Regions from separate parts of the Homo sapiens genome. Here region 1 is linked to region 2. A link is an interaction called in ENCODE POLR2A ChIA-PET data of the cell type or tissue named here. Cell type or tissue: GM12878. All regions are shown on one strand. Links, peaks and the distances in the headings refer to the core of each region. The heading gives the core; the rest is flanking DNA. Region 1 overlaps GET3 (guided entry of tail-anchored proteins factor 3, ATPase). Region 2 holds the start of SYCE2 (synaptonemal complex central element protein 2).

What was found. ChIA-PET counts read pairs that join two places held together with the same protein. Peaks named below come from ENCODE experiments on the same cell type or tissue, not always from the same donor. Only the 100,000 strongest peaks of a DNase experiment are listed, where the experiment ranks them.
Region 1: POLR2A ChIA-PET joins it to region 2 with 5 read pairs; 11 of 35 experiments call an interaction of 5 or more read pairs at or near these places.

Annotation. Positions count from the first base shown.
Region 1 is chr19:12,744,768-12,750,107 of GRCh38, reverse strand. It overlaps GET3 (guided entry of tail-anchored proteins factor 3, ATPase), which reads right to left. Exons shown (of 7, transcript NM_004317.4): 3 at 4,583-4,731; 4 at 4,349-4,499; 5 at 2,804-2,911; 6 at 2,516-2,713; 7 at 1,785-2,135. The coding sequence ends at 2,004. Among named protein-coding and RNA genes, the nearest start is that of BEST2, 4.4 kb to the left of the region's middle. RefSeq lists an enhancer at 4,544-5,044. In GM12878, for the core only: no CTCF peak of the experiment used is centred there; no DNase peak of the experiment used is centred there.
Region 2 is chr19:12,916,682-12,921,981 of GRCh38, reverse strand. It overlaps SYCE2 (synaptonemal complex central element protein 2), which reads left to right and starts at 2,689. Exons shown (of 6, transcript NM_001105578.2): 1 at 2,689-2,739; 2 at 3,645-3,760. The coding sequence starts at 2,725. MIR5695 (microRNA 5695) reads right to left here and starts at 1,662; the gene lies at 1,578-1,662. RefSeq lists an enhancer at 2,870-3,009. In GM12878, for the core only: no CTCF peak of the experiment used is centred there; a DNase peak (open chromatin) is centred at 2,631; H3K4me3 peaks cover 320 bases; H3K27ac peaks cover 275 bases.

The sequences.
Region 1 (5,340 bases), core at 1-5,000, 170 kb after region 2:
AGCTCACCCGCATCCCCACACACTTCCGACTGCTGAATTCCCGCAGGGGCTGGGGGCAGGCTTCCTGGGCTATTTGATATGCTTACTAATTGTGACAACGAAAAATAACAAACATTTCTTGCGGTTTCCTGTCTGGTGCTGGTATAAACGCCTTGCGTGTTTCATCTCATGGAATCCTTACGGGCATGCTAAGTTGGTCATCTTACTATCTAAGTAGGGAAACTGAGGCTCCGATGTCACATCTCATCTTGTTCGTAGCACAGCTGGGATTTGGATCCTGGCAGTTTGGCGCGGAGCCGGCTGTACCATCGTGTTTGTTTACACATGCCACCCCAACAGGCCCACACCTGCTTGTGCACACCCCAGGGAGTTGGAGTGACAAGTCTAGGCTCCTGGTGGGGTTCCCCTTACACACACACCCTGGCACACCCAGACTCTGGGTCTGAACACTTTTTTTTTGAGACGGAGTCTCACTTTATTGCCCAGGCTGGAGTGCAATGGCGCAATCTCGGCTCAGTGCAACCTCTGCCTCCCAGGTTCAAGTGATTCTCCTGCCTCAGCCTCGCAAGTAGCTGGGATTATAGGTGGGCACCACCACGCCTGACTAATTTTTGTCTTTTTAGTAGAGAGTAGTTGGAGGCTGGCCTCCAACTCCTGACCTCGTGATCCACCTGCCTCGGCCTCCCAAAGTGCTGGGATTACACGCGTGAGCCACCATGACTGGACCTGAACACCACTTTTGTTTTTTGAGACAGGGTCTTACCCTGTCTTGGCTCACTGCAACCTCTGCCTCCGGGGTTCAAGCGATTCTCCCACCTAAGCCTCTGGAGCAGCTGGGACTACAAGCACCCCAACACCATGCCCGACTAATTTTTGTATTTTAAGTAGAGACGAGGTTTCGCCATGTTGGCCAGGCTGGTCTTGAACTCCTGGCCTCAAGTGATCCACCCACCTCGGCCTCCCAAAGTGCTGGGATTACAGGTGTGAGCCACCGCGCCCGGCCTGAACACCGACTCACGTGTGTCCTCAGGAACCCCCTTTCTGTCCCCCCTAGCCAGCTCTGGCTTGGAACTTGTAAACTCTCAAGGTCATACCCCATCCTGAGTCTCCCAAGTGGGGACAACAATAGCAGCCCAGGCAGTGGCAGAGGGAGGAGCGAAGGGCAGGGGATAAGGGGGTCCACTAGGTGCCTTCCAGGCCTGTGTGCCCACAGCCTGAGACCGCTCTGGAGTCAGGATGAGACTTCAGGAGCCCCTCCAGCCGGAGTCCTCTGTCACCCTGCCCACTAACCAGCCCCCTTGCTGCAGCCCTTTGCTGGGAGGGGCTGATGCCATCCCATGGGGGCAGGAATTGGGGGGTGGAGACTGTTAATCCCCAGTCTGGCAGGCCTGGCCTCTCCCCAGGGCGCCCACTAATTCCCAAACCAAACAGCAGGCAGTGCCGGGCCCACTGCCGGCCTAATCTGCTCTGCTCCCCACCAGCCTGGGGCTGGCCAAGGGGCCTCCCAGTTCCCACGCTCTGAGCCTCCAAGGAAGTGGGAAAATGCCTCTGTCTTCCATTCCAGGCTTCACAGGCCCAACAGGGACACCTTAACCCACACAGAATGAGACAAAGGTATCTCTCACCCAAGACACCCTCCTTCCAAAGTTGCCACAATAAACATGCATCTCTATTAGGTCTCTGTTGTGAATGGGCCCCTCTAGATGTGACACTTCTGTCCAGTGCACAACCTGTGCAACTGTACATAAAGGTGCTTACCCTCACCTCCCAATGTCAACAATACAGCAGTTTAAGATCATTTTATTGAAGAGCAAGAGGTGGGAGAGGTAGGGGGCAACTACAGCTCCCCACCAGCCCCACCAGGGGGAATGGACCCCTCCCTGCCTCCTGCCCAAGTGGCTCCCCCTGTATTATGGGGGGGACTTTGTGCAAACTCTGCCCCGAGGGGGTGGGGAGGGTGGAGGGTGAGTGTGAAATGGCAGCGGTTGGGGCTGGCAGCTGTGCTACTGGGCACTGGGGGGCTTGTAGGGCTCCAGGAGGAGGGCCGAGAAGGTGTTGACCTTGTCTGCCCCCCGCACCTCATGGGGTAACAGCGGCAGCTTCACGATGTGGAAGTCTTCATACAGGTCCTCCATCTGCAGCCAGGGCAGAGGGTAGAAGGCAGTGGTCAGGGGGCAGGAAGGCAGAGACAGAGTGTGGATCAATAGAAGCGGTAAAGCTAGAAAGCTTCCAGAGTCAGGGAGAGAATATAGGGCAGGAGCTTAAGGTGTCATAAGTGGGAGCTGCATCACTATGGTCAGAGATCACTGGGCTAGACCCCCTGCTCTCCAGGGTCACAGGGACCTAGGCCAGGCCAGCCACAGTCCTCTATGGCCGGAATAAGGGTGAAGGATCTGAAATGTGGGGGCAAAGGGCAGGAGGCTAGAGGGCAGAGGGCCAGATGGTGGAGCAAAAGATCAGAGAATAAAGGGGCAGAGGTGCCTCTGCTGAGCCAGTGCTGGGTGGGTGGGCACACCTGGTCCAGATACTTGGCCTGGATCTTGTGACGGGCCTCACACATCTTGCAGGGCTTCTCGGGGTCGGGGAAGACGAGCTGGTTGACAATTATATTGTGTGTGTCAATCTTGCACTTGGCCAGCTCCTGGATCAGCCTCTCTGTCTCATACAGGGACAGGAACTCAGCAATGCATACGCAGATGAAAGTTGTCTGCTCCTACAGGGCACGAGAGAGGACAGTGAGGGGCGGGGTCTGCCCCTGTCCTCAGCCCCCGGGCCTCTCACCGCCAGCCAGACCACCACTCACAGGGTCCTTGAACTGTTCGCTGACTGAGCGGATGACGGGCAGCGTCTCCTCCAGCTTGGAGGCCAGCTGGTCTGCGTTCATGTCCCCCAGGCCCAGCATGTTGCACATCTGCAGGGGGGATGTGGGAGGGCTCATAGCTTACCTGCGGCGACCTCCTGGGTTGGGGGTTCACTAAACACCCGAGGGATGACTCCTGATACCTCCCAGTGGTTAAAGGCTCAGGCCCATAAGCAGATTCCTGGGGTTGGTCAAATACTAGCTTTTCCATTTCTTTCTTTCTTTTTTTTTTTTTTTTGAAATGGAGTCTCACTCTGTTGCCCAGGCTGGAGTACAATGGCGTGATTTTGGCTCACTGCAACCGCCGCCTCCTGGGTTCAAGCGATTCTCCTGCCTCAGCCTCTTGAGTAGCTGGGATTACAGGCGCGCACCACCATGCCCGGCTAATTTTTGTATTTTTAGTACTGGTGGGGTTTCACCATTTTGGCCAGGCTGGTCTTGAACTCCTGACCTCAGGCAATCCACCTGCCTCGGCCTTGCGAAGTCCTAGGATTACAGGCATGAGCCACTGCGGCCGGCCTCAGCTTTGCCATTTTTAGGGAACCATAGCTAAGGGGCTTGACCCTCCTGGAGCCTCAGTTTCCCCATCTCTAAACTTTACCTCCCAGATCTGTTGTACCAGATGAGCTGAAGCATATAATGTGCTGAGAATAGTGTCTGGCACACAGTAAGTGCTCAGTGTTACCACCTGAGGCACAGGTCCCCACAGGGGACACGCACACACCCACACGTGCACATACACCATGGTGGGTGGTGCTGGTGGTGTGCAGCACTGTGGGGGCTTTAGGGTTGTCATCGTAATAATAACCCATGGGGGCTGGGCACAGTGGCTCATGCCTGTAATCCCAGCACTCTGGGAGGTCGAAGTGGGTGTACTGCTTGAGGCCAGGAGTTCAAGACCAGCCTGGGCAACATGGCAAAACCCTATCTCTACAAAAAGTACAAAAATTAGCTGGGCATGGTGGTACATGTCTGTAGTCCCAGCTACTTGGGAGGTAGAGGCACGAGAATCACTTGAACCCACGAGGTGGAGGTTGCAATGAGCCAAGATCGCACCACTGCACTCCAGCCTGGGTGACAGAGCGAGACTCCGTCTCGAATAATAATAATAATAACCCATGGGGCACTCTCATGATCTCCATTTGCAAGACAAGGAAGGTGAGGCCCAGAGAGGTGAAGTGATTTGCTTGAGGTCACACAGCAGTTGGGTCACATGGTGAGTGTAGAGGGTTTGAAGGCAGGTTGCCTGGTTCTGGAATGTGCTTTCTGGCTCTGTCTAGGGTATTTAGCGGGCAGGGGCAGGGACACTGAGTCCTGCCTGTGGGGGAGGAAAGACAGCTCCGTCCCATCCCCTCCAGGGAGAAGTCCAGAGTGAGAAGGGGTGGGAAGGAAAGGGAATTGTTAGTGCGCATTTGAGGGTCTGGGGGCCCGGGCCTACTCCCACTCCCGGCTGCCTGGATGGTGCAGGTGGGGGCCCCCGCCGCCTGCCTGTGAGATGAAAGGGCTGATCTGGTTCTTGATCTGCATAAGCCGGCCCAGGCCCCGCTCCACGATGGTGGGGAAGTTGAGCAGCCTCAGGGTGTGGCCCGTGGGTGCCGTGTCAAATACCACCACCGAGAAGTTCATGCCCTTCACCAGCCTGAGGGGAGACAGGGGTCAGGCCCTCTGTGTCCGCTCTTCCCCTTCCCCAGGCAGCCCCCACCCCTGCTGGCTGGGCCTGACCTCATGACCTCGGCATAGCTCATGGCCTCATCGATGCCGGGAAATGCGCTCATGGCCTCCTGCATCATCTTCTTGCCCATGCTCAGCATGTTGTCCTCCTCGAAGAACTCGTCAGGCAGCTCCGCCACGCCCAGGCTGGGGTCAATCTCCTGGGGGCCAAAGGGATGAGACTGAGGTTGCTGCTACTGCTGGGGGAGCCTTCCCACCTGGGCACAGGGCCAGGGGGAGCCTTCCTACCCGGGCACAGGGCCAGAGGGAGCCTGTGGTGGGCTGTGACCACAGGCATTTCATTAGGTCACGGCTGGGGGGACCCTGAGGTAGTACTTAGGGTTTTGTATGGTTGCATAAAGGGTCAAAAACAAGGGGAAAATTGCAAGCTGTGCCCAGGGCCCTCAAAGGGAAGCTGAAACCCACTGCGGGCCATTTACACTGCTACTCCCCACTTGCAACCTGCCACTTGCAACCCCAGATACTCCCATGACTGGGCCATGACCTCTTCCGGATCATCATCCCTCCACTGAGAGACTCCCTGACCACCCTAAGTAACAGCACAGATCCACCGACACCCCTGCCCTGCCTTCCTTTCTCCTTAAGGTTTAGCCCTTAGGAGCTGGGCAGGATAGCTCACGCCTGTAGTCCCAGGTACTCAGGAGAATGAGATGGGAGGATCGCTTGAGCCCAGGAGTTGGACACCAGCCTGGGCAATATAGCAAGACCTATCTGAAAAAAAAATTAGCCCTTCCTCACATCCCTCATGA
Region 2 (5,300 bases), core at 301-5,300:
AATACAAAAAATTAGCCGGGCGTGGTGGCGGGTGCCTGTAGTCCCAGCTACTCAGGAGGCTGAGGCAGGAGAATGGTGTGAACCTGGGAGGCGGAGCTTGCAGTGAGCGGAGATCGCACCACTGCACTCCAGCCTGGGCAATAGAGCAAGACTCCGTCTCAAAAAAAAAAAAAAAAAAATTAGGCTGGGCGTGGTGGCTCACGCCTGTAATTCCAACACTTTGGGAAGCTGAGGCAGGCAGATCACTTGAGGTCAGGAGTTCGAGAGCAGCCTGGCCAACGTGGTGAAAACCCGTCTCTACTAAAAATACAAAAAAAAAGCTGGGCGTGGTGGTGAGCACCTGTAGTCCCAGCTACCCGGGAGGCTGAGGCACGAGAATCGTTTGAACCAGGAGGTGGAGGTTGCAGTGAGCCAAGATTGTGCCACTGCACTACAGCCTGGGTGACAGAAGAAGACTCTGTTCCAAAAAAAAAAACAAAAAACAAAAATTAGCAGGCATGATGGCAGGCACCTGTAGTCCCAGCTATCTGGGAGGCTGAGGTGGGAGAATCACTTGAACCCAGGAGGTGGAGGTTGTAGGGAGCTGAGATCACACCACTGCACTCCAGTCTGGGCCACAGAGTGAGACCTGTCCCCCAAAAACAGAAAACAAAAATTAGCTCAGCATAGTGGCTCATGCCTGTAATCCCAGGTACTCCAGAGACTGAGGTTGATCACTTGAGCCTGGGAGGTCGAGGCTGCAATGAGCCGTGATTACACCACTGCACTCCAGCCTGGGCAACAGAGTGAGACCCTGTCGTTAAATACATATTTATGTGTCTAAATAAACACAAGTACCCTGGAATCTTGCCATTTCCATCAAATCTGAACTTTGGCTGTGTAGGGGTGAAGAGAAAGCTTCCTTATTGCCCTCTGAAGTTTCACTAAAAATTACTGAGAAAAGGCAGATTAATAAGAGAAAAGGAATACGAATGTATTTGATCATAGTGTTACCTGACAAGCCTTCAGAATGAAGATCCAGAGATACAGGGGAAACTGTGTTTTTGTTTTGTTTTGTTTTGAGACGGAGTCTGGCTCTGTTCCCTGGGCTGGAGTGTAGGGGCGATCTTGGCTCACAGCAGCCTCAGCTTCCCAAGCAGCTGGGATTACAGGTGCCCGCCACCATGCCTGATTAATGAAAAGTGTCTTATGCTTAGGTTCAGCAAAGTTTGAACACCCAGGTAGAAATTTGATTGGACAAAAAGGGTTTGTCGTGGTTCATACTTGTAATCCTGACACTTTGGGAGGCTGAGGCGGGTGGATCACTTGAGGCCAGGAGTTTGAGACCAGCCTGAGCAACATGGAAAAACCCCATCTCTACTAAAAATACAAAAATTAGCTGGGCATGGTGCATCTGTAATCCCAGCTACTTGGTTGGCTGAGAATCGCTTGAACCTGGGAGGCCAAGGTTGCAGCGAGTTGAGATCTTGCCACTGCACTCCAGTGTTGCCTGGACAACAGAGCAAGACAAAAAAAAAAAAAAAAAAAAAAAGCCGGGGGGGTCGTCTAATACTAATAGGCTGAGTGGGGAAACCCAGCAAGGCCTATCTGTCTAGATTCTTCTTGGAGTCTCAGGAATGCATGCTCAGAGAGGCCAAGAAGAATCTAGATAGATAGGCCTTGTGTGGGGCAGAAACTTCTTTGAAACGGGGGTCTTATGACCTACAGTCAATAGGGTAGATCAGATAATTTCTTCTTTTTTTGAGACAGCACTTTGGGAGACCAAGACGGGAGGACGGCTTGAGCCCAGGAGTTGGGGATCAGCCTGGGCTCAGCACAGTGAGATCTCATTTCTACAGGAAAAAAAAATATAATTATGTGTGTGTGTGTGTGTGTGTGTGTGTGTATATATACATACAATCTTTTTTTTTTTTTTGAGACGGAGCTTTACTCTGTCACCCCGGCTGGAGTGCAGTGGCATGATCTCAGCTCACTGCAACCTCTGCGTCCTGGGTTTAAGCAATTCTCCTGCCCCAGCCTCCCGAGTAGCTGGGACTATAGGCGCCCGCCACCACGCCCGGCTATTTTTTGTATTTTTAGTAGAGACAGTTTCACCATGTTGGCTAGGCTGGTCTCGAACTCATGACCTCAGGTGATCCACCCGCCTCGGCCTCCCAAAGTGCTGGGATTACAGGCGTGAGCCACCGCGCCCGGCCAGAAAAATATTTTTAAATTAGAAGGGCCTGGTGAATGACACTGCTACTCAGGAGGCCGAGGCAGGAGGATCGCTTGAACCTGGGAGGTCGAGGCTACAGTGAGCTGTGATCGCACCACTGCACTCCAGCCTGGGCGACAGACCAAGATCTTGTCTCAAAAAAAAAAAAAAATTGTTATGGAGTATATTTTCCAAGGCAGAGTGGATGAAGTTAGAAGCACCGAATAAATACAGGACTCTGAGATCCGTATAACCTGGGCGCCCCGTGGAACCCAGGAGCCTCACAGGGGCACACAAGCGCACCCAGAGCGCGCCGTCCTGCTCCCAAGGGGCGCCGACTGCGCGCGCAGCCCGCGGACCGCGAAACTGCTGCTTAACGGTCGGCCCCGCCCAGTTGGCCGCGCAAGTTCTCAAAGAGGGCGGGGCCGGGAGCACGCGTCACAACACACTCGTCCGCGGGAGCGCAGCTGGCCAGGGGCGGGGTCGGCGCATGCGCAGAGGGTGCGAGCTTGAAGGCGGGAAAATACGGAATGGAGCGACAGGGAGTACGCGGCGCTTGTTTCCTTCTCGCGCGTGGGGCGGGCGGACAGATAGGCAGGGAACGGCTGCGATCCCAGCCATCTCCAGCGGACCCGAGCCCGGCCGCTTGTCCTTTGCCATTGGGGCTCCCTCTCATCAGGCCTGGCCTCAAATTTCCTGACTGACTGAACCCGGCCCTGACTGACGCACTGACGGGTCTGATTTCCACACATGGCGCGTGGCCGGAACGGAGTAGAGAAAGGCACAAACACCCACGCACCGCACCCGTTTCTTTCATTTCTTTTTTTTTTTTTTTTTGAGACGAAGTATCACTCTGTCGCCCAGTCTGGAGTGCAGTGGCGTGATCTCGGCTCACTGCAACCTCTGCCTCCCGGGTTCAAGTGATTCTCCTTCCTCAGCCTCCCGAGTAGCTGGGATTACAGGCACGCACCACCACGTCAGCTAATTTTTGTATTTTTAGTAGAGACGGGGTTTCACCATATTGCTCAGGCTGTTCTCGCACTCCTGACCTCGTGATCCGCCCGCCTCCGCCTCCCAAAGTGCTGGGATTACAGGCGTGAGCCACCGCGCCCGGCCTCATCTCTTTTCTCCTACCTCTTCTCCTTTCTCGAAGGACTCCAGCCAACACACATACCAGTTAGGAGCCCAGGTCCTCCAGTTACATTCCCACAGCCCTGCCCTCACCCGGCCCCTCTAGGTCTGGTGTCCTGGTGTCCCCTAGGGACAGAGTGTCCTTTCACCCCATGCCCCTGCCCTCATGGCACCTGCCCCAGCCCTGCCCGTCTTTCCTGCGGGTCCCCACCGTCCCGCAGCAGCACATCGAGGTGACCAGGGTTGAAGGGTCGGCAGGAGGGCGATCTGTTCACTCCTCATCCTCCCTCCTTGGCCTCCGTCCTGACTGTGCTTGCAGGTGGACGTGCCCCATGTGAAATGCAAAGACCAGGAACCGCAGCCCTTGGGGGAGAGCAAGGAGCATCCGCGGTGGGAAGAGAACTGCGAGGAGGAAGCTGGTGGAGGGCCAGCTAGGTGAGGAAGATCCCAGCCCTATGGGTCTACACAGGCCCCTGGGTCCCTCTCATTCACCCTTTTCTTCCACAAGGCTATGCCAGTGTCTGCTGCTTTTTTTTTCCCTCCTAACACAGCGTCTTGCTTTGTCACCACGCAGTGGCATGATCACGGCTCACTGCAACCTCCACCTCCCAGACTCAAGTGATCCTCCCACCTCAGCCTCCGAAATGGCTGGGACTAGAGGCGGGCCAGAATGTCGGGCCAATTTATTAAAAAATATTGGCCAGGTGCAGTGGTTCACACCTGTAATCCCAACACTTTGGGAGGCCAAGGCGGGTGGATCACCTAAGGTCGGGAGTTTGAGACCAGCCTGACAAACATGGAGAAACCCCGTCTCTACTAAAAATACAAAATTAGCTGGGCATAGTGGCACATGCCTGTAATCCCAGCTACTCAGGAGGCTGAGGCAGGAGAATCGCTTGAACCCAGGAGGTGGAGGTTGCAGTGAGCTGAGATGGCGCCATTGCACTCCAGCCTGGGCAAAAAGACCGAAACGCTGTCTCAAAAAAAAAAAAAAAAAGCCAGGAATGGTGGCTTATGCCTGTAATCCTAGCACTTTGGGAGGCCGAGGGGGGTGGATCAAAAGGTCAAGAGATGGAGACCATCCTGGCTAACATGATGAAACCCCGTCTCTACTAAAAATACAGAAGTTAGCTGGGTGTTGTGGTGCACGCCTGTAGTCCCAGCTACTCGGGAGGCTAAGGCAGGAGAATCGCTTGAACCCCAGAGGCAGAGGTTGTAGTGAGCCGAGATCATGCCACTGCATGCCAGCCTGGTGACAGAGTGAGACTCCGTCTCAAAAAAAAGAAAAAAGAAAAATTTAGTAGGCCGGGCACGGTGGCTTACGCCTGTAATCCCAGCACTTTGGGAGGCCAAGGCAGGCAGATCATGAGGTCAGGAGTTTGAGACTAGCCTGGCCAATATGGTGAAACCCTGTGTCTACAAAAATTAGCCAGGCATGGTGACAGACACTTGTAATCCCAGCTACTCAGAAGGCTGAGGCAGGAGAATTGCTTTAACCTGGGAGGCAGAGATTGCAGTAAGCCAAGATTGTGCCATTGCATTCCAGCCTTGGTGACAGAGCAAGACTCTGTCTCAAAAAAAAAAAAAAAAAGTATATATATAGTAGAGGCTGGGCGCAGTGGCTCACGCCTGTAATCCCAGCACTTTGGGAGGCTGGCGCTGGCAGATAACTTGAGGTCAGGATTTCGAGACCAGCCTGGCCCACATGGTGAAACTCCGTCTCTACTAAAAACACAAAAATCAGCCAGGCGTGGTGGTGCATGCATGTAGTCCTGGCTATTCAGGAGGCCAAGGCAGGAGGATCCCTTGAGCCCAGGAGTTTGAGACCAGCCTGGGCAACAGAGGGAGACATATCTCTCTGAAAAAAAAGAAAGAAAGAAAGAAAGAAATGAGCGTGGTGTGGTGCGGTTGCACACACCTGTGGCCCTAGCTACTTGGAAGGCTGAGGTGGGAGGACCACTTGAGCCTGGGAGGT